Regions from separate parts of the Homo sapiens genome. Here region 1 is linked to region 2. The links are chromatin loops, found by intact Hi-C in ENCODE. Cell type or tissue: Caco-2. All regions are shown on one strand. Each heading gives the region's core, and the rest is flanking DNA. Links, peaks and the distances in the headings are about the cores only.

Region 1 (11,583 bases), core at 3,339-8,338, 97 kb after region 2:
AAAACACTATAGACAGGCAACACACCTGCAACTGATTGTCCTTTTGCATATGTTTATTCATTACCAAGCAGACGAAGCCATTTGTGTCTTTATGTTTGATTTTCATTCATTTTTCAAAGCAGTCAGCTATTGAGGGATTGCCCAATAGAAAAATTTCAGAAGCATTTATTATATCATTAACAGCTCCATTTTCACTCAATGTCCCTCTAAGCCTGTCAGGGAGACCTATGAAGAGAAGCTATAAAACAAGCTTTGTTTTCTCTGCTAAAATGCCCTGTGGCTGTTGCGGAGTCTTGGGAACACAGTGCGGCTTTCAGGCCCTGGTTGTTTCAGGTTTTGTTTTGTTTTAAACAAGAGATATAACTCTCACCAGCATGCTGCATTTTACCAAATCCTCAGCCACAAAGACTTTCTTATGACAACTCCATGCAGATCAAACTGGACAAGCTACAAATATTATGACAAATATTCTTGAGGAAACCTGAGTATGTGTTGGAGAAGTATGTGCCTCTCTGATTTCTCAATGCCTTCTGTCACGGCTGTGTAATCTAGAATTTAGGAACCTGATTCTGGGTTCCAGTACAAGGTAGATTAGCAAGACAGGGAAGATCAGCATTTCTCCTGGATTTCAGTTTGTAACTCTCAACCCAGACATTACCATTGGTTCACCAGTGAAGAACTGGAACAGTGCTGGTGAGATGGTTTACTCCTTAAATCATCAGCCTAACCTAAATTTAATCAGCAAGCTGGGGCGTCAGGTGGGAGCCTTCACTTTCAGCAGTGTCGTACAGATGATAGAGTACCAGAAACAGAACATATGAGATAGAGAGCCGTGACAAAGACAAAAAAAGAAAAGGAAAACACAACAGTTTTATTAACCAAGTTAGTAATCACTTGAGTGTAAAGATGAATCCAATAATGTAAAAAATAGAAGCACTGTTTTCAATACTCATGGAAAGATAGGCTGTTGAAACATAGAAACAAAATAATTTCTTCTATTCCAACATCAAATGCATAAACCATATTTTTCAGGGTTTATTTCCACAAGTCTTCCTTACGGACTACTTACCAGTCAGTCTGGGAAGTCTTCATTATTATCCCATAGTTCATGACAGAGTGTTCTGAAGTGCTTCTACAGTATCTATTTCACATTCTCTATCCAATTTGGCCAAGAAATTTCAACTACTGTGTTAAGGCCTCAAAAAACAGAGCATTAAGGCATGGCCAACAAACAGAATCCCTCAATGCCCACCATAAATAATAGTTCGGAAGGCAGCCATGGGCCATGAAGGCCAATAGGTCAGAAGCCATAGGTCAGAAGGTCTTCGCTGTGTGGCTCAAGTCAGAAATGCAGCAGCCAAAGACCCCTGGAATGGGGGCTTCAGCTCATCAGGGCCTGATGCTTCCAAGAGTCTTTACTAGCACAAACGGGAAAGGGAAAAGGAGAGGAATTTGAAAAGAGAATGGTTGTGAAGGCAGAGGCTGCCAAGGACGCTCAGAAACACACACCAGGGGTAGGTGGTCAACACATTTTGATCACAGAAAATAGACCAGTGAGTACATCGCCTTTTTTTTCTGAAAATAGTAAACCATTTTTTTTCTTCTGAAGACATTAGAAAAAGAGCTAAGGGCATCCTTTCAAAAAGTAAACTCTTTCCAGAAAATATCAAATCATGATTCCAACACGCTCTTTAGACTGAACTGATGGATCATCAATTTCAGCTTCATAACAACTTGCAGACAGTTACGAATTAAATGTGAAAACACTGAATGCCAAGGTTACCCAATACAAAATAGATCTTACACAAAAAGCAGTGGGCGCAGCAGGAACCGTGTTTCGCTTTTCCATACTGCCAAAATACACAAGCTGGAGTAGACACGCCAAGATTTCCTCATGAAAATGAGGCTTCCTTCATGAAACACTGGGTGATAAAGGATGAGAGTAACTTGACCTTTGTTTTTCTTTCCAAGCCACAAATGAAAACACAAAGAAAATCAAGAGCCACCTGAAATTTAGAAAACATTTCACAGCCACCATTATACATAACTTCAATGTACGCATGAAATAAAGGACTATCTTAACTCTTTAATGAAACTTTACGAGGAAATTTTCCTAGTGCATTTAATATATTAATCAAGTAATAAAATCCTTCATGTGCAACTCCTCAGACATAGTTCAAGTTGTGATGAAACTCAAAATGTGTATTAGTTATAAATATAAAAATGACTAAATTCAATTCTGGTTCTTGAGTACTTAATTGCTCGGAAGTTAGCTTCCTCATATAGGCTTTAAAAAAATTGTTGACACTCAACAGGAAGACAAAATTATGGGGCTTGAATTCTGGAAAGGAAGAGACATTTTCCTCTAAAGGCTGAATAAAGTTAACTGCAAATAGTATGCAAGAATTGGAGATTTTTTTCTTATCAAGTAGCAAAATAAACTAGATATCTACTTTTTGTTTTTACAATCTGTCTTTCTGCTCTCCTTTAAAAGTAAAAAGTTAATGACCAGAGATGTGCCAATTAGAGAAACCTTAAAAGGTGGCCTTCAAGAATTTTCCTTTAAAATAGAAAAACTTGGAAGGAACAGAATACAAATAGATCAAAACAGGTATGTAATATTTTCATGTGTTAGGAGCAGGCTAAAAATATTTAACAGACATAAATTCAGTGTATTTATTATTGATCTTATAATAATAATGGAAGCCTCAAATGGAAAAAAAAAATACTTCTACTGTAAACAACCACATCTCCGAAGCCAGCAGGAAACTCATTAGAAAAAAAAAAAAAAGCCATGTGAATTTCTCATTACAGAGACCACTTGAACCATATTTTAAATAAAATCGAGTTGCCTTTCTGATTCCACTACCTGGGCACACCTGCTTAAATATATTAATGAAACTGTGGCAACAAATCTAAAATTTTATTATAAAATATGTGCATGACAACTGCTCCTAACTCACAACCAAAAAACCAACTCCCTTTTAAAAGTGTTAAAATAATATATTGATCATTTTAAGGATTGTAAGCAACAAATCCTTTCACCACGGATCATTAAACATGAGATAAATATCCCCATTTCTATAATGCATGTAATTTTAAGTAATGTTTAATGTTAGTAGCCACTATTACATCCTGCAATTGTGTAGTGCCAGCAACCATATATCTAATATTACTGTTTTTTCAAACATGAGCTTATTCACAACCATAAACTCTTCCTATTACGAATGCAAATATTTTCCTCCCTCTCCCATGACAAATAGCTATTCTGCCAAAAGGTCTGGAGAAACAAATTTCTAGGCAAATCATCTGTGTGTGGCTGACATGCATGTATGCGTGGTATATACGGTATGTGTGTGCCCGTGTTTTCAGTTGGTTGGGTTTCGGCTGCCTTTGTGCAAGATGGTTATTATAACCGTGAAATTTAAAATCTGAAATGCACAGTACCAGAAAGTCCTCGGCTGAGCTGTGATTCTTGGATAATTCCCGGGGAACAGCCTCTACTCAGTGCCTTCTTCCTATCACACAAGAGTTTTCCTTCTGTTTCCAATAAGGAGCATGTAAGCTCCGGGTCTTGGTCGCATGGCAGTCAGAACTGTACTCGGCTAAGGAGCACTGACGGCTAAGGAGCACTGACAAGTGAGAGGGATGATGGTGCAGCATGGTGGCTCTTGCAAGCAAGATGAACTGCAGTCCAAATCCCAGTGCTCCCAGAAGCATGTGGATTTGGGCTGGAGCTAGGCTGGTGTTCACCCTGGAAGTGGCATCATGTCACTAACAATCCTTCACATTGCCAGTATTTTTCCTGGAGTGCCTTTCAGGTGGTGCTGACTCTCTCCTAAGTCCTATGCCAGGCACATTTTTTTGTTTGTTTGTTTTTGAGACGGAGTTTCACTCTTGTCACCCAAGCTAGAGTGCAATGGTGCAATCTCCACTCACTGCAACCTCTGCCTCCCAGGTTCAAGTGATTCTCCTGTCTCAGCCTCCGGAGTAGCTGGGATTACAGGCACCTGCCACCATGACCCACTCATTTTTATATTTTTAGTAGAGACAGGGTTTCACCACATTGGCCAGGCTGGTCTCGAATTCCTGACCTCAGGTGATCCGCCAGCCTCGGCCTTCCAGAGTGCTGGGACTAAAGGCGTGAGCCACCGCTCCTGGCCCTGTGCTAGGTACTTTTCAATCAAACAATACCCATTTTAACCCTCACAGAAACCCCACCAGGAAGTACTGGAGGAAGAAACTGAAGAGCAGGGAAGGTTGATAACTGCCCCAGCTATTACGTGGCAGATCTAAGATTTCAACTCAAGTTTGCTCAAATCCAAAGCCCAGGCTGGAAGGTGGTGACATCAAATTCTCTCAGATGATTAATATTATCAAACATTTTTCTATTCCATAAAATTTCCAAATAACAATGCTCAAAGAGCTATGGTTTTCTTTTAATGACTAAGTAGCTAAAATACAAAAGTCATATGAGGCCAAGAGGCTTCCCTTAACTGATTTCACAGAAGAAGCACCCGTTTAGCACGCACAGGTAATTTGTCACAGAGCCTTCTGTCTCTGCCTCCATATTAAAGTGTTTCTTTTCTGCAATGGCATCAGGTCATCATCCCCCTGGAATGTCTTCTGGTATTGCTACTTTGGCCATAAATCTAGCAGTCTATCTGTCACTTAAAGAGCATGACATACCACAACCCTGGATAATCAGATGGTGATTTTTGTCCTTTCCCTGAAGCTGTTTTCAATTCTTAGAACCTTTTTCAGACACAACCATTTGTCTAAGCGTGGGTTTAACTTCACGCTTTGATATGTAACTCAAGTGTGCTTTAGTCAAGCCTGGACTCAAGACTTTCAACAAGTTAACTCATTGGCCATGAGATGATCCGGCTGAGTTTCTCCACGACTCCACAGAAACAAATGGGATCCTCAGTTTCGGTCACAGGGGATACAAGCGAAAAGAGAGAGTGGGATCCTCCATTCCACAAGGTCAGTGGTGACAGCTCAGCTCTTCTGGAAAGACCAAGAGTCCTGGAGGGTTTGTCTGAATCCAATGGCTGAATAAGACCAACAGCCATGGGGACACTCACACATCATAGCTTCAAACAACGTCAAAGGTGGTGATGACAAGTTACCATCACGTTCTTCTTCCATAACCCAAAGACTCCCAGTTCGTGAGTCACAGACATTGAAAGGCACCTGCGAGGGTCACCTGCACCTTCTCAAACTGGAGGTGTCTCTCGGGGAGTGAACAACAGCTCCAGTTTTACATTTAGATTTCCGGGCCTTCTGAGTGACTCGGAGGAGATAGGGCTCTAATCCTGAACATGCCAACAACAGCAATTGTCTAACTGTGTCTATCTAAACCGGATCTCGTCTGGCAGCTCATATCAACCCACAGGGCCCAACCTTTGGGAGGCTTTTTGGAAAAGAAGATAAGAATGGTATCCAGTTTGAAGATCACTGTTGAAGATACCATTGTTGGAGGTGTTCAGAATAAATGCTTTAAAACAGTTTTGTTTACAATTTAAATTCCAACAAATCCTGAGAGTTTTCTAACAGTCTAAGGTGTCCATGGATACCAAAAAAGCAAGTTAAATCTGTTCATTCTTATCTGACTTAAGAAACCACCTTAGTATCTCCATGAGGTGTTATGTTATCTGCTGCTAGGGATAAAGAGGTTAAAGGAGAAGTGAGTACCTGTTCTTGGTTCTAGTTCATTCTAGTCATCCAAAGATGATTTTGAAACTACAGCTTCACATAGGTGAGGACAGGCACAGGTGTTATTCCCAAGTGGTGACGGGCAAACTGGGTAAAACTATAATAGTACGAATACCTGGCAGCAAGACACGCACATCCAGATTGTACGGAGAGTAGGGGGCAGGGACAGAGGGAGTCCTGAGCACACCTGGGCCGATCAGGTACCTTTTCAGGAACCTGGAACTACAACTGATAAAATAATTTTCTCTCTCCTTGTGAGCCTTGACTCCAGGCCCACGTATGAGAATGGGCATCTTCCAAGAGGCCTGGAGACACTAAGCATGCAGGTCTGCAGATGAAGGGAAGACGGCAGGCACCGAAGAGCTAGCCCGGGAGGAAAACAGACAGGGTGTCTGACCACACAGGCCTGGCTCACGTAACCTCACCATCCTCAGCTACATTCCACCCCGGGTGTTTCAGACACCCCCATAATGTGAGGATCAATTTCCTTTTTCTGCTTAAGTTACCTCAAGGTTGTTCTTCATTTATAACCGAAGAAGTAATACCTAATTCAGAAACACACTTTTAACTTTTTTTCCAACTTATTTTCAAGAAAAAAAAAAGTCTGTTGTTTTTTTCCCCCAGCAACTGTAGGTATCCAGATTTCAAAGATAAAGACTGGACTTGGTTTTGCTATAAATCTACTAGAATGGCAGATTATACCAAGTTATTTGAGGAAAATAAAAACAATTTGATCCTGACAAAATAAGAATCCACATGCTCTACTGTGGGTTTATATTTCATATACATTTATGAAGGGGAAGAAGAGAGATAAATGGAGGCTGTGAACTCATTCTTTTCTGAGACAGAGTCTTGCTCTGTTGCCCAGGCTGGAGTGCAGTGGCGCAATCTCAGCTCACTGCAACCTCCGCCTCCCGGGTTCACACCATTCTCCTGCCTCAGCCGCCAGAGTAGCTGGGACTACAGGTGCCTGCTACCACGCCTGGCTAATTTTTTGTATTTTTAATAGAGACGGGGTTTCACCATGTTAGCGAGGATGGTCTCGATCTCCTGACCTTGTGATCCGCCTGCCTCAGCCTCCCAAAGTGCTGGGATTACAGGCGTGAGCCACTGCACCTGGCTGACGAACTGATTATTTTCTATAATAAATTATATTATTCCCTTCCAAGTATTTTACTATTTAAAAACAAAGTTTCAGGCCAGGTATAGTGGCTCATACCTGTAATCCCAACATTTTGAGAGTCCCAGGTGGTCGACTGCTTGAGCCTAGGAGTTTGAGAGCAGCCTGGGCAACATAGCAACACCCCATCTCTACAAAAAATAAACAAAAACTGGACGGGGCTGGTGGTGCACACTTGTGGTCCCAGCTACTTGGGAGGCTGAGGCGGGAGGACTGCTTTAGCCCAGGGGGCCGAGGCTGCAGTGAGCTGAGATCCTGCCACTGCACTCTAGCCTGGGCAACAGAATGAGATCCTGTCAAAACAAACAAACAAAAAAAAAAAAAAAAAAACAAGAAAAAACTAAGCTCCAAAGGAAGCAACAGGTACATATGAAGACATATATGTCTTGTATTTCACACAGATGCATAAATGAAACACGCATACTTTCCAGAAAGATACAAACGCCACCAGGCACACAGACAAGTGAGGGCAGCCCCATTGCCTACTGCCTACAACAGGAGGGAGGGGCCAGGAGCTCCAGAGAGACAGGGCAGACAGCAAAAGACATCAAAGAGAAGGCAGACTGCTGGGTGGGGTGGTGGCAGTCTGGGCAACCAGCTCTCCCTCCCAACCTGGCGCCATGCAAGGTCAAATGGAGAAAGTGCGGCAGCCCTGGAAAGCAATGGCCACTTCTACCAGGGAGATGCCAGGGTGCCTCAGGGCAGCCTGTGGCTCTCATCCTTGGTCACATCTTCCCTGATTAAGTGAGATGGCAGCTTTGACACTGCTATGGACTAAACTGTGCCCCATCCAAATTTACAGGTCGAAGTCCTAACCCTGTGTGTGGCCACGGTTAAAGTAAGGAAATACAGCAATTAAGGTTAAATGAGGTCGTAACGATGCCGCCCTGATCCAATAGGATTCACGTTCTTAGAAGAAGAGATAGTCGGGAGTGGTGGCTCATGCCTGAAATCCCAGTGTTTTGGAAGGCCAATGTGTGCAGGTTGCAAGCTCAGGAGTTTGAGACCAGCCTGAACAACACAGGGAGACCATATCTCCACAAAAAAAAATACAAAAATTAGCCAGGTGTGGTGGTGCATGCCTGTAGTCACAGCTACCTGGGAAGCTCAGGTGGGAGCTGAGCTTGAGGCTGTTGTGAGCCATGATTGTGCCACTGCACCCAGCCTGGGTAACAAAGCAAGACCCTGTTTCAAAAAAAAAAAAAAAAAAAAGGAGGAGGAGAAGGAAGGAAGGAGATGAAGAGGGAGGAGGAGGAAGAAGGAGATGAAGAGGGAGGAGGAGGATGAGGAAGAGGAAGGAGAGAGGAAGGAAGGAAGGAAACGCAGGAGAGAGGAAGGAAAGAAGGAAAGGAAGGAGAGAGGAAGGAAGGAAAGGAGGGAGGGAGAGAGAGAGAGAAAGAAAGGAGGAGGAGACACCAGAGTTTGCTTGCTCTCTCTCTGCCATGAAAGGACACTACAAGGAGGCGGCCCTCTGCAAACCAGGAAGAGAGCCCTCACCAGGACTGGAATTGGCCAACACCTTGATCTTGGACTTCCAGCCTCCAGAACTGTGAGCAAATACAATTCTGTTGTTTAAGCCATCCAGTCAGTGACGTGTGGTTATGACAGCCCCACCTAAGTGGTATGGAGCCACTTACAGCAAAAGACAGAGGGGAATCAATTAAAAACTCAAACCCCATCTTTACCTTCTTTGGATAACAAGTGGATAGCAACCAATCACCTTTTCAGCTGGAAAGGGTCTTGGACTATAAGGAAGGGGATTTTGTCGTCAGGACAAATTTCCATTTTCAAATATACTTATGGAGTCAATGCCTCCGGTTCAAAACAAGGAAGGAGACCACCCAAAATGGGGTTTCATTTGCTAGTTGTGTGGGCAAGTGGCTGTGCCAGCTACTCAGGAAGCTGAGGCAGGCGGATCCCTTGAGCCCAGGAGTTCATGGCTGCAGTAAGCTATGATCGTACCACTGCACCCCAGCCTGGGTGACAGCGCAAGACCCCAGCTCTAAAATCAAACAAACAAAACCACACATGCAATTTTTAAAAATGAGATTTCATGTTTGAAATCTCTCTTGCTCTCCCTTCTCTCTCTCTGGTACCTGCAATTTCCTTTAGGATTAGCTTTGGCCAAACTAATAACCCATCTTCTTGGCAGCAACGCTAGAAATAGGGAGTGGCAGCTGGAAGCAGAGAGAAGTCGCCCTGCACTCCACATGGCTGTGTGTGTCTGTGTGCTGAGCATGGAGCTGCTTGTTCTCCAAAAGGAAGCCCTACACTTGCAAAAACTGTAATTCTGGGGGTGATTTCAGAATCAGCCTCACAGGTGTTCCTTCCTAAACTTTCCTAACCTACTGAGAACGTGTAACCAAAGTGGGATGTGAAAAGCACCCCTATTTGCTTTCCAACTGGTTGCTTCTGAGCGGGAGTTAATTCTTCACAAAGAACCTACCTACACACACCCTCAAATGTCAGGCCTGGTGTTATCTCTGGTTCCATCACAGCGGTGGCTGCTCAAACCAACTGAAGGGGACAAGACTCATTTCGGCAAAATCTCCCCATGACGGAATCACTGGGTAAAGCTATACACATGCTTGCAACGCAGTGTTCTGGCATCCACTAGTTACAAATAAAAACTTTAGCTGTGTTACAACGCAAGGATGAAGATGACTTGGGAGACCCCCAAGGCGAAAGAGGTGGGACCCCAAAGGCATGGCTGCTGGAGGCTGAGCTCTCCAGGGCAATGGGCCTCACCTGGATGGGGAGGGGGCTCCGGGTCCTGTGTCTGCAGGGTGCACCAGGAGCTGCAGAGGATCTGCCACGCATGGGCTGTGTGACCTGGAACAAGTTCTTTAACCTCTCTATGCCTTTGTTTCCACATCTACAAAATTTGGGATGATCCAAGAACTACCTAGCAGGATTCTCATGGAGATTAAATAGTTTTTCACAAGGAAACAACTTCCAGCAGTGCCTGACTGCCAACAGGAACCCCCTGTTGGCTAGGGGTTTTGCTTGTTAATGGTGTTATGACTTTTTTAGGGAGTCCACATCTGAGAGTAGGGGACAGCTGGTTCGAGCCAAGGCGGTAGCTCTTCACTCTACTGTTAAAAATAGCTCAGCACCTTCCTGAGACAAGGGTTGACACACACTGAATGAGAGCAGCCTGCAGTCAAATGTTCACAAACAAATTCAACAGCAACCATGAGGGTTGACATACTCCAGCCGAAACCGTCTCATGTGACAGATTCCTCCGCATTCCCCGGGTCCATGACATAAGCCGCACTTCAGTGTCACTGTTGGAAGGCACTGGTGATACTGTCCATAGGAGGGAGAGGCCTGAACATCTGAAACCACTGAAGATTATCAATGACAATAAGACGCTGAAAAATGTGAAGTTCTAGGAGCTATTTTATTTGAGGATCACAATTGTAACTCACCTTTGGAAGCGAAATTGGCAAGAAATTTCTTACTGCCCGACTGCTCTTACTGCTGGGCTGGGACTCAGAAAACCACCAGTGAATTCTGAAGTCTCCTCACTGCAGTGACTCAAGCATTCACAGTCTCCTCTGCATCTTTTGTTTTCCAGGACACCACGAGGCGAAGGAAGGAAGAGCGAGCAGATGTGAGCTCCTAAGCACGGCCGTCTCCACCCACTGCTGCACTCCTCAGCCTTCCCAGACACAGCCTGGTTTTTCCTACTGCACATGGCACTTTCATGAAAGGCCACCTGTTCTCACATCTATCTCCTGAAACTCCTTTAGGAGTGGAGACAAACGGGCACAAGTAACTTGAGTTGTAAAGTTCAGGAAAATTTAGATAAGTGCTTGATCATAACACATCAGCTGGTTTAATGGACCATCTTCGCATAAAACACTTCATCCTTGTCTGGGAGGGGTGCTCATACCTGTAATCCCAGCACTTTGGGAGGCAGAGGCGGGGCATTGCTTGAGCCCAGGAGTTCGAGACAGCTTGGGCAATATAGTGAGATCTCTGTCTCAGCAAAAACGTTAAACAGCTGGGCATGGTGGTATGTGCCTGTGGTCCCAGCTACTCAGGAGGCTGAGGTGTACTGTGGCTGCAGTGAGCCAGAATCACACCACAGCACTCCACCCTGAGTGACAGGGCAAGACCCTGTTTTAAAAAACAAACAAATGAACAAAATTTCATCTTTAACTCACAGTCGATTGTTATTGTGTAACCATCTGAGAAGGCCCAAAGAGCCATTTAAGGAGCCCTGGGAGCGCTGTCCTGTTGGCCATCCATGACTTGGCCTCCCAGCTCTGGGTGTTTTAGCTTCTCTCTCGCCCACACAGGGTCCTGGTGTTTTTCCAACCTTCTCCACTCCAAGTCTTTGAACCATCTGCTATCTTCAATCCGAGTCCCAAGCAAACACAAAGCTCCTCCCAACAATACATACATACAATAAGGACAATCGGTCTGCCCCTCTCTTCCTTAATTGGCTCATCCTATTTCCCTAGAGGTGCTCTGGGAAATGCGTCCCGCAGGACCACAAGAGCTGGGTTATTCGTGGGGTCTAATTGCCTCAAAAAGGAGACAGCAATTTGCAGGGCCTGGCTGATTTCATTTAATTTGCTTTAAGCAAATTCTGCTGTCATGTCAAACTACCCAGGATTCCACCACAAACATTTCCCCACCTCTTTCTTTTTTGAGCCGTCTTGAAATTATAAAAT
Region 2 (11,583 bases), core at 4,462-9,461:
TATTGGGTGCTAGACAGCAAAGCTGTGGGCACTTTCAGTGAGGTTTGGGGTACACGTACACCTTTCAACGGATCAACGCAGAGAGAAATATAAAAACATGGATGGTAGTGAGTATTTACTAAGTACTGTCCATGTACCAGACACCATGCTAAGTTAATTATAGTCATGAGCCCTTTTAGTCCTCATAGAAACCGTCTGAGGCAGGTACCACTATCACCCTCATGTTATAGTGAAGGAGACAGAAGCATGAAGAAACCACGAACTTCTCTGATATCTGTTATCACGAGGTGTGAACTCGCACAGGAGCCAGCTCTAGTTTCCCAGGCCACACGCCTAACCGTTGTGCCAGTGCATAGCTGCTGACTTTCCCATCACTGAGAAAGGAATTTCCCAGAGACAATTAAAACATGGTTTTCAACAATCAACCTGGCAATTATCTTTAAACCAACTGTTCAGGAAAACCAGAAGCCAACTTACATGAAAGGAACGAATTAAACAAACAAACAAACAAACAAACAAAACTGGCACTAGGCTTCTAATAGGAAGTGAGAGATCTTCAAAGTGGAAAAAAATACCCGGCAACTGAAGTCAGGAGGGACCCGGGATCTACATACACCCTATGATGGTTAATATCGAGTGTCAACTTGATTGGATTGAAGGATGTAAAGTATCAATCCTGGGTGTGTCTGTGATGGTGTTGCCAAAAGAGATTAGCATTTGAGTCAGTTGAGTGGGAAAGGCAGACCCACCCTCAATCTGGGTGGGCACAACCTAATCGGCTGCCAGCGTGGCCAGAATAAAAGTAGGCAGAAGAACATGGAAAGACTAGACTGGCCTAGCTGCCCAGCCTACATCTTTCTCCTGTGCTGGATGCTTCCTGCCCTCAAACATCAGACCCCAAGTTCTTCAGCTTTGGGACTCAGACTGGCCTCCTTGCTCCTCAGCTTGCAGACAGCCTATTGTGGGACCTCACCTTGTGAACGTGTGAGTCAATACTCCTAAATAAACTCCTCTCATATATACATCTATCCTATTAGCTCTGTCCCTCTAGAGAACCCTGACTAATAGACACCCCACAGATATGGTGGCTAAGAACCCTCCGGCAACGCGAGAAATGGCTTCCACTGGGACACTCAGAGCCTTCCTGACTGTTGACTCAATCTCCGATACATCAAGGATCTTCTGACGAACAGAAGAGGGCAAGGAGGATGCACACGCTTAATTAAGCAAACCCAGGAGGTAGAAAAGTCATCGTGAGTAGAAACAGGTTGCTCCTGGCTTCACATTCCAGGCAATCAACAGCATTATTTATTCTATTGGTTCCAACTAAGCATATAGTGCAAATTACATCACAGGAAAGACTGAGGGCACCCAAACCTTTTAGGTAATTAAAGCTTCTCTAAAATCAAAGAAAAGAGAGCACCCCCAGGCTCCCCAAGCTCCTTCCTGGGTCTTCGTTGCTGCCCTGTGTGCTGGTGGTCTTCAACCTGGTCCATTCTCTTCCACCAACACAGCATCCTCAGTCCTCTGCGTTCTCTTAGCTGCTTTAATTGGCACCGCTCCTCTGCTAATTAAACGAATCTCTCCCCACTGCTCCCCTGAAAAGGTTCTGGGAAGATAGCTGTTAACCTCTGAACCACCAGAGCCCACCTCCCCTCCTCCTATATTCGGGCTCTCCGGGCTGGTCGGCCCCACTGCGTGGCCCTCCAAGCTCATCTGCTACGGGAAGCTTTCCTCTCCAGACTCCCTCATTAATCTTCAGGCCAGCCCTTCAATTCTCGTGGCCACCTCCTTCAGGCTGCTCCCAAGCTATCTGTGTGTTTTGGGAATCCTTTGGTTGTCCTCTCTTTTCACCCTCTACTTCTTCCTATACAAGCCCTCCTATTTGCCGTGGTTTCGGTTCATGATGCCAAACCACGGCTGACCCAGGTAATGCATTTCTTAGACCATCCAGAGCACTCCATGTGAATGACCCCATATCTCCTATCTCAAACACAAAATGTTCCAGATTTTAGGATCTTATTTCCAACACCAAATCCTCTTCCTCCATTTTCTTAAAAAAAATTTTTTTTTTTTAAAGATATGGGGTCTTGCTTTGTCACCCAGGGTGGAGTGTGGTGGTATCATCATAGCTCACTGCAGCCTCCAACTCCTGGTCTCAAGCAATCTTCCTGCCTCAGCCTCCTGAGTAGCCACTAGAGGTGTGCACCATCATCCCAGCTAATTTGTTTGTTTTTGTAAAGATGGGGTCTCACTATTTTGTCAAAGCTGGCCTTGAATTCCTGGACTCAAGCGATCCATCTGCCTCAGTCTCTCAAAGTGCTGGGATTATAGGTATGAGCCACATTGCCTGGCCTTGTTATCTGGAACTTAAATAATTGGCTCCAGAATTTTTTGAATGGATCTGCCATTTGAGAACATACAGAAATAAAGGACTTAAGTTCAGAGGACATCATTTAGATATTCTAGTGAGAGTCTGGATTGCGGGAGAAGAAATGGGGAGGATTCTGGCTTCCATCAGTAACAAGCAATATCCTCTCTCTCATAGACACACCCCTACCCAAGAGAAAATGAAGGGCTGGGAAGAGGACGCTGGGCGAGGGCGGTGGGGAATGAGATGGAAGCCAAATGTCATCTATTTCACTTTCTCTATTCTTTTGCCAACTATTTATTATCTACTGATGTTAAAGCTTCAAAGTCAAAAGAACCTTCCTTCCCACATCCGTATCTCTCTAAGTCCCCAGCATCGTTCATGGTAGAGAAGGCTCTGGGTTGGCACCATCAGACCTCTGTGCAGTTGGAAGATGCAAATCCCTAATTGTAAAGAGGGTCAGCTCTACGCGATGTGGTGAGTACAGGCTGGAGGCCTCTAAAGTCACTGCAAACACAAGCACATCTGTCTTTCTCGTCCCATCCTGTCCCCACCCCAGCTCACATAGCAAGTCCCAGCCCTGCTTGGGTCCAAATACACAGGACACAGCCCCAGGGACCGGGGACAAAATCCAAATTCCTGCTGCCCATCTAGAAACATCCTCATGGTTTTATTTCCTCTACATGTCACTGCCTCCAAATGTATAAAGCCAAAGTGTTCCTTCTATTATGAACGGCTAAAAGGTCACTGTATTATCAAGAACATGAAAAAGTAATTATAACTCTTCCACCACGTCCTCTGGATGTTAACCTCACAAGAAAGGGGTCCTTGTCTGCAAGGCAGGGCCACATATTTATTGCCTGGGTAATTACCACACAGCAACCAAGATGAAAATTCTTTTGACAATTTCACTTAGGAAAACCATGTAAAGTCTGCTAAGAAGCTGCCTGGTTGCTCAATTCTGACCTGTGCAATGTGATTAACTTACTCCCAGGAGCAACTACACATCACCTCAGCAAAGGACGCAACACACACCCACACACGTCATGAATTTTCAAGTCTTCCTGACCTCGTATCAAAACTTCGTTCACCACAACGTGAGCTGGTCAGTCATTCAGCAGCAGACTGAGGACAGGGAAGAAGTAAAGGACATGAAAATGACCAACTGTGGGTGGGCGGCTGACCAACAGCAAGGTTGCCTCCAAGGGTGGACTGTGAGTATTCTGCCCATCACCCCCCTAAGAGGAGGCAGAAGGACAGCCTGTATGACGAGTTTTGTCTCCAACTGCCAGGAAACACTTTTGTGGGCTGTCGTCGCAGGCAGGGGCAAAGCCAGCCAGGATAAATCAATACTTTGCCCTCCTATTCACCATCCCAACCTCAGGGTCAACATAAAGCCCATTTAGAACATCAGATAAACAGTTCACAGTGTGCTGGTGACCTTGGTGGCAATAAAATCTCCCAACTGTCCTCTAAAGCATCACGAGCCCTAGGGTGCGGGCTCCCTCTGAGAGGGCGTGTTTTCTGGAAGGCAGTAACATTTGGCCAGGCTGTGGTGAAGTGCCCCGGGAGATTCCTTAACCATGAAAGAGGGCAGTGACTGGCACACTGCATACCCCATGGGCCCAATGTAAACCCAAGTGTGTTTACTCATCACCCAGCTCTCCCCTTCTCTCCTTGCCACAACATGAAGAGCCATCTCCTCAGAGCACACATGCCAGCGGTGCAGCTTGGAGCTTGAGGGTTCATTTTTGTCCCCCTGCTCTATCTCTAGATGCTTGCTCCACCCCGAAAATAGATCTTTTTTTGAAGCCTCTTAGTCTTCACTTGCAACACCAATACCACATCATTGTCCTCACTATTCCCTGCAGTCTCTATGATTCTAAATGGAAAAAAGTATGAAATTATGTATGTTTGTGTGTCTATGTAAGTGAAAAGCATAGTGTGAAATGAGTAAGTGGGAACAGACGGATCCTACATTAATATATCGGGTGGGGAGGGTGGCTGGGTTCCAAAAGCAAACAAATTAGCCAGAGTAACAGAGTGTGTGTGTGTGTGTGTGTGTGTGTGTGTGTGTATTTTTTTTTGGAGACAGAGTCTCGTCTGTCACCCAGGCTGGAGTGCAGTGGTGCAATCTTGGCTCACTGCAACCTCTGCCTCCTGGGTTCAAGTGATTCTCCTGCCTCTGCCTCCCGAGTAGCTGGGATTATAGGTGCCTGCCACCATGCCCAACTAATTTTTCTATTTTTAGTAGAGATGGGGTTTCACCATGTTGGCAAGGCTGGTCTTGAACTCCTGACCTCAGGTGATCCACCCACCTCGGCCTCCCAAAGTGCTGGGATTATAGGCGTGAGCCACTGTGCCTGACCTAACATATTGTGTATGACATATGTATCAGCCACATGTGATATATGTGGATTTTTCATTAAAGTCCCATTGGTCTTAGCATTAATTCACATGCCCACTTGTCAAGATGACATTTGTGCGAGAGGCATCTTCAATGGGCCGGGAACGCCGCGCCTTTGGCAGCTGCGGGAAACACAGAAGACAGAAGCCCTCCCATTCTCAGCCACCCTCAAGTCTGTCAATTACACTCTTAGGTTGCTCAAAGCTATAGCTTCTTTCTTGCCTTCCTGAGGTTTACCACCAGGTCGAATTGAATAAGAGGATCCAAAGTGACAACCCGGTCACAGGCAGGTTTGATAGCATCCAGGTGAGCCCCGGTATCATTCCTGTTATCAACAGGGCACATATTAAAATACAGTAGAAGAGAAGAGCTGTGTCAGACTCGTCTAGTGACCCGGAGAGGGCTTTCTCTCAAGTGTCTTCTAGTAGAAACCCACCTGCAATTCTGGCAATTGGCAAAACGGTTTCACTCGTCTCAGGGAAACAGCTTGCTCTCAAAGCACTGTGAGCTATATAGTCACGACTAAGGCAGAAAATCCAAGAAAAACTAGCTCAAAGCTATGCTCAAGAACATGGAATCTAGCCAGGCGTGGAAGCTCAACGCCTGTAATCCCAACACTGGGAGGCCAAGGCGGGTGGATCACTTGAGGTCAGGAGTTCAAGACCAGCCTGGCCAACATGACGAAACCCCTTCTCTACTAAAAATACAAAAATTAGCCAGGTGTGGTGATGCACGCCTGTAATCCCAGCTACTGGGGAGGCTGAGGCAGGAGAATTGCTTGAACCTGGGAGACGGAGGTTGCAGTGAGCCAAGATCACACTGCTGCATTCTATCCTGGGTGACAGAGGGAAACTCCATCTCAAAAAAAAAACAAAAAACAAAACAAAACAAAACAAACAAATAAACATGTAATTTTACTCATGCTTAAAAAGGAAACAAGGCCAAGTGTGATGGCTCATGCCCATAATCCTAGCACCTTGAAAAGCTGAGGTGGGAGGATTGCTTGAAGCCAGAAGTTCAAGGCTGAAGTTATCTATGATCATACCACTGCATTCCAGCCTGGGCAACAGAGCGAGACTTTGTCTCTAAAAAACTAATAAAAACATAAATAAATAAAAGGATATTCGATCACACATTTTGTTTAGCCACTCATGTCAATGGACATTTGGGTTACCTCTTCCTTTTGGCTACTGTGGATAAAGCTGCTATGAACACTGATTTTTCTTTTAATGATACCTAGCACAAACACTTGAAGCTTCAGAGAGCTAGTAGAATGATGAGAAAAGTATTTAATTCATTTTTATTCTATGATGGCTCACTGGTGCTTCTATAAAGATGCTCCATTTTTCTGGGCAGCAAAACAATTTTCTGACCTTAGTCATCTCCATTTCAGCCACCTAGCATCACGGCAACACAATGCTGCTCCCTCTGTGAAACTCCTGACAGCAGCTGTGAGAGTGTCCCATCCCTGAAAGAGCCCCCTCTCTGCCCTGGAGGGATCTCCAATCCCTCAGGACACCCTTCTCACATCTCTTACCCCTGCAGGACTTCCTCCTGCCCGGAGTCTGCTCCTGTACACCAGGAACTACCTTCCTCAAACCATCCTTGCCCTCCTGGCTGCCATTCTCCAAGACCGGCTATCTTCTGGACCCTCCACCCCCATGTGTTCTTTTTTTTTTTTTTTTTTTTTTTTTTTTTCAAACCTCTGGTGGCCTCTGTTTCCTTTGCTGGTTTTTATGCTGCCATGATCTACGTTTATGGAAAGCAAGCTGCCATAAAGGTATAGTCGAGAAGATTCTGCCCTCAGCTCTCTTTTCCTCTTAATGTTCTCTTCCTTGAAGATCTGATTCTTCTTGTGGATAACTTCCAAACCTACACCTTTCTGCCTCATTTCTTTCCAAAGCCTGGGACCCACATTTCCAACTGTTTGGAGCACTTTATCACAGGGCCCTCAAAATTATCATTCCCAAAGCAAGCTCATCTTCCCTTATCGTACTTGTATGCTTCTTTCTTCCTGGCTTCTTTGACTTCCCTCCCATTTTCATGACCATCCTCTGAGCTGACTGTGTTCAAAACTCTAGGTGGCCTCCCCTCTCCTTCCTCACTGTCTCACAGAGCCTTGGCTGCTCAGTGATATCTCGACATTCAGTCAGTCTGGTCCTCCCAGCCAGTCTCCCGCATGCTTTCCACGTGACTCTGGCCAAAGTTTCTCCTAAAACATGCAGCTGATCCTCCATGAAAACTGCGTGCACCCCATAGCCAATTCCGAGGGCCTCTTTGTACGACTGACTGCTTGCTGTCTCCCAGCTCCCAGCTGGCTCGTAAGTGGAGTTTTGTACCCTGCAGAATCTACCAAGGCACTCTGTAGCAAAGCAGGCCTTCCACCTGTCTCGGGGAACCCAGCTGGCCACCTTGCACTCAGCCTCTGCCAGTCACCTCAGGGCTGGCATTTGGGAGTCCTGACTGCACGCCAAAGGTTGTTAAGTGGCTTTCTCTGAACTCATTTGAACAGCTGAGTAAACTGTTCTTGCTTTCACAAGGAAAAGAACTCCTGAAGTTATTAGAACTCACCAAACCAGTTTCCTTGTTTTTGAAGAAAGCAGGTAATGTGGCTTTGCCAGCAAGAAGCAGGCCTTGGGCGTCCATCTCCTTCTCAGGTGTGTTTACTCAGGAGAAGGTGACATTTGGATAGGGGCAGGTGTGTTTGCTGAACTGAGCTTCAGCCTAATCATTCCGGAAAACTTCCTGAGACTTTCTCTGCCCTGTAATTTCCCCACTGTTGATGGAAGTATATTGCAGTCTCATGCAGGACTGCGAAGGGAAGGTCACACTCACTAGATCACTTATATACCAAATTCTGGGGAACTTTTGCTGCATATTATACTTTAGATCTCTTTCCATTAATGATAATCATTGAAAATATTACCATGGAATAAAATCTGGACTTTAGTTAATGTAACATACCAACGTTGTTTTCTTAGTTTTGCCGACTCTCCTATGGTGACATAAGATGTTAACGGGAAGAGGATGGGTGCAGACCATACAGAAACACTATTGTCTTGGCAACTTTTCTCTGGAATTATTTCCAAATAAAAAGTTAATTTTTAAAAAATGATCAGCTTCCCCGCTTTCTCTGCGCAGCGCAGTATACTAAGCCCCTTCCAGACACTGTGCCATTTGCGTAACACCCTGCATGGGAGATGCCATCCACATTTCACCCAGGAGGAAATGCGGTTCAACGAGGCCCACACCTACAGCTGAAGACAGCCCCATGGCGGGGGTGTGACCTCGAATTCGGATCTTACCCATCCCAATCGACAGGAGCCAACCTGCGCTTCCGTATCACGGCAACGTGAGGAAAGGCATGGGTACACATACATGCACTGAACACACACATGCGCAGTCTGTCAGTCAGTAGCCAGGGTGAATCCTTTCTTAATAATCTTCCCTGTGATCCATTCTTCTCACTGAACAGATTTAGCCCAAGGGTTGCCTGTTCTGTATAGGCAATGATGGTACATGTGTGTCCTCAGGGACAGAACTGGCAGCAACGCTCCATGACCACCCTGGATGTGACACCCACACCTGTGAGAGGACACGGCTCTCTGTGCCCTATGTGCCTGCCTCCTCCTTTGAGAGTGCAAGTCCCCCATGGGCAAAGCCTGCCACGCACACACTCACCTACTCATTCATTCATTCATTCACTCATTCATTCATTAATATATTCCTTCATGCATTGCTTGTAGACTAAAGAAACAAGAGTTATAACCAGTCTATGGCATGCAAACCAAGGAATCATAGACTGTTAGCACTGTCAGAGGCACTGCAGGGTCGGTTGTTGCAGAAAAGGTATTCATCACGATCACCCCAAGAAGTACTTAAAACACACAGATTCCTGAGTCTCACTCTTAATAAAGCTCTGATTCAAGAGAACTGGATAGGGCCTGGCAATCTGCCTTTTTCAAAGCCCCCTCCAGTTCCCAAGCCCAGTGACCCTGAGGCACCGCCAGGTTTGGGGTTTTGCTCCACAGACAAATCCTGTCTGGACATGAACAGTCAGTTTCTGCTGGAGCACCCCTGAGATGAAGGAGCTCCTGACCTCACAAGGCAGACTCTCACTGCCACGCTGCACTTAGGCTTCAGAAATCCTTTTCTGTGTTCAGACATTGTGCTTCTTTGGAAATTCACTCCATTGTTTCAATTTTGTCCTCTGGTTCCACTAAGAAGATGCGTATGCCCTTTCCCACAGGACCAGACTGCAGGTACCTGATGGGAGCCATCATGCTTTGGAAAGTCTCTTCTCATCCAGTCATTTTGTTTTAATGGAATGCATTCTCATCCCATTTGACACGTGAAAGCCGAGTGTGGTGTAGTGCTCTGCAGGAGTGCCGAACCTTGAATTTTGAAGGAGCCATCCTTTTCTAGGCTCTGGGCTCTTTTTAATGAGGCATTTTAGGGCAAATGTTCTTGACCTTGGCTACACTTTGGAATCACCTGGGAAGTTTAGAACCTACGAATGCATTGGTTCTACCCCTCAGAGACTCTGATATAACAGGGCTGGGTTATATCAGGCTGCTTGAGGTAACTTCAACGAGGAGCCGATGCTGAGAGGTGCAGATCTAGAGAGACACTGGTTTCTCTCTGTGTTGGTCTATGGCTCATACTAAACTCATTCACACTCAGCCTTTTTCCCTTGGAATTCCTGCCACACCAGGTCCTCCTCATCATGTTCTTGAGTAATTGATTAGCTTAACTTCACTGCAGCCCCTTCCAATGATCCCTGACCAGTGTCGTGTATTTGGTTTAGGTCTATTGTTGAAAGGCTACTGCAGGTCCCACTGATGGAGCTGCTTGTTGACTATCTGCTTTCTCTCTAGCTTTGAGAACTTTACATGCTTCTGATGTCTTTCTGTAAAACATGGGTTACATTATGGATCTTAGAAAGATACTCTACTGAAAACCCTCTGGGAATCAAATTATATCAACTGCTTTTTAAGCAACTCACTACTCTTTCACAGATAAGGTAAAGATTTATGGCCATGGAAGATCCACGCGTACGGCATTTACTCCTAAAATGAGTCGTATTAGACAGCTCTCTGCATTTCTCTCTGGTGGCGCCCTCCAATGGGGAGCCAGCCAAAGCCACCATGAAGGGCTTTCAGGGTACTGCAAACTGATGACATTTCCTGTGTGTGGCCTCTCCAACCTTATTTAAATCAACTGCCACATGCACTGAGACTGCTATAGTGACATCAGCTCAAGATGCCCTGAGCCTCCAGGAAGATTTGCCTAAGACGGTACTAACACATGTCTCGCTGGCCAGAGAACAAACTGCCAAATGGGTTCTCCAGAGTTGTAAGGTCTTTGACCCCATTATGAGAGCATCATTCAACTTTGTATGAATGATGAGACACAGGCAGAACACACGTGAAAGGTTCTAGGTCAACCTGGGGAAGGTAAAGTTACATTTGGTAGAATTTTAATTTTAATTTTGGAGACAGGGTCTTGTTCTGTCACCCAGGCTGGAGTGCAGTGGCACAGTCATAGCTCACTGCAGCCCTGAACTTCTGGGTTGAAGTGATTCTCCTGCCTCAGCCTCTCCAGTAGCTGGGACCACATGTTTGCATCACTATGCCTGGCTAATTAAATGTTTTTTTGTTGAGATGGGGTCTTGCTATGTTGCCCAGGCTGCTCTCGAACTCCTGGCCTCAAGTGATCCTCCTGCCTCAGCCTCCCAAAGTGCTGGGATTTACAGGCATGAGCCACTGTGCCCACATTTTTATTTTTAATTTTGAAAAGTGACATTTCTCTTATATTCATAATACCAAGACTCTTGCTAACGTGGCATTTTCAATTTTTCCCATTTCCAGCGAGGCTGACTTTGTACCTATTATTTCTCCAATTCTGGCTGTGCTCTCCCCACTGGGGCCTCTCAGTAATGCCTGTCACCTCCCTCTCTCAAGGGAAGGAGAATTGCACATGAATTATCCTCCAGGTATAAAAAATGTACAAAGCCGGACATCACTTAGGGAGATCAGAGAACTCCCGCTGCCCCAGCATATTGGCTTCACAACACAGAAAGCAGCTCTGCTTAGCTGTTAAACCGACGCTTGAATGCCACAGTCTGGGATCACCAGAGGCAGGACAACCTCACATAGGGCTCCTTCAGGCCCTACAGTCACTGAGGGCCCCTGAGGCCACTCCAAACCAAATTCTCACTGGTAGTGAGGATACAGCCCATAACGGGTTCTATTTCTGCCAAAAACTTTTTGCTATTTTCTCCTGGCATTTTTCAAATGCATGTTTAGTAGACAATCAACTCCCCATGTGTCTCTCTCCATATAATTGTCTTTAAAAAACTGCCATAGGATTTGTCTACAAAACCTTCTATTTTAGGTAAAGGTGTAGAGGATTCTGCATGTGACAGTCCATAAAGCTTTTCCTGGTTTTTTGTACCTCCCTCTTCTCTCACATTAATGTTTCATTTGGTATTTAATGGACAGGCTTAAGATAATTTTTAACCAATCTGCTATTGATGGACACTTAGGTCATTTCTATTATTTTAATTATTCATTGGATGTCTTTGTTTAAATGGCATTTCATGTATTAAAACAGATCCTTATGATAATTCAAGATAAGGTAAAAGTGTGTGTGTGCGCATGCACACGCCACATACATCTCTTTTTCAAAGCATGTTTTAAACACTGGAATAGAATACAGAAAACTGCACAAGGCATGTATGTACTTCATAAAAGACTTAAAGCAAGCACCAGTAAAATATTACCAGCACCCCTCAAAGCCTTCC

Evidence for each region. Peaks named below come from ENCODE experiments on the same cell type or tissue, not always from the same donor. Only the 100,000 strongest peaks of a DNase experiment are listed, where the experiment ranks them.
Region 1: a loop joins it to region 2, with 8 times the contacts of the local background. A loop is called at or near these places in 1 of 110 quality-filtered maps.

What each region holds. Positions count from the first base shown.
Region 1 is chr13:98,314,596-98,326,178 of GRCh38, reverse strand. All of the region lies in intron 2 of FARP1 (FERM, ARH/RhoGEF and pleckstrin domain protein 1), which reads right to left. Among named protein-coding and RNA genes, the nearest start is that of MIR3170, 110 kb to the right of the region's middle. RefSeq lists an enhancer at 9,784-10,426. In Caco-2, for the core only: no CTCF peak of the experiment used is centred there; a DNase peak (open chromatin) is centred at 5,368.
Region 2 is chr13:98,412,349-98,423,931 of GRCh38, reverse strand. All of the region lies in intron 16 of FARP1 (FERM, ARH/RhoGEF and pleckstrin domain protein 1), which reads right to left. Among named protein-coding and RNA genes, the nearest start is that of FARP1-AS1, 18 kb to the left of the region's middle. In Caco-2, for the core only: no CTCF peak of the experiment used is centred there; a DNase peak (open chromatin) is centred at 7,421.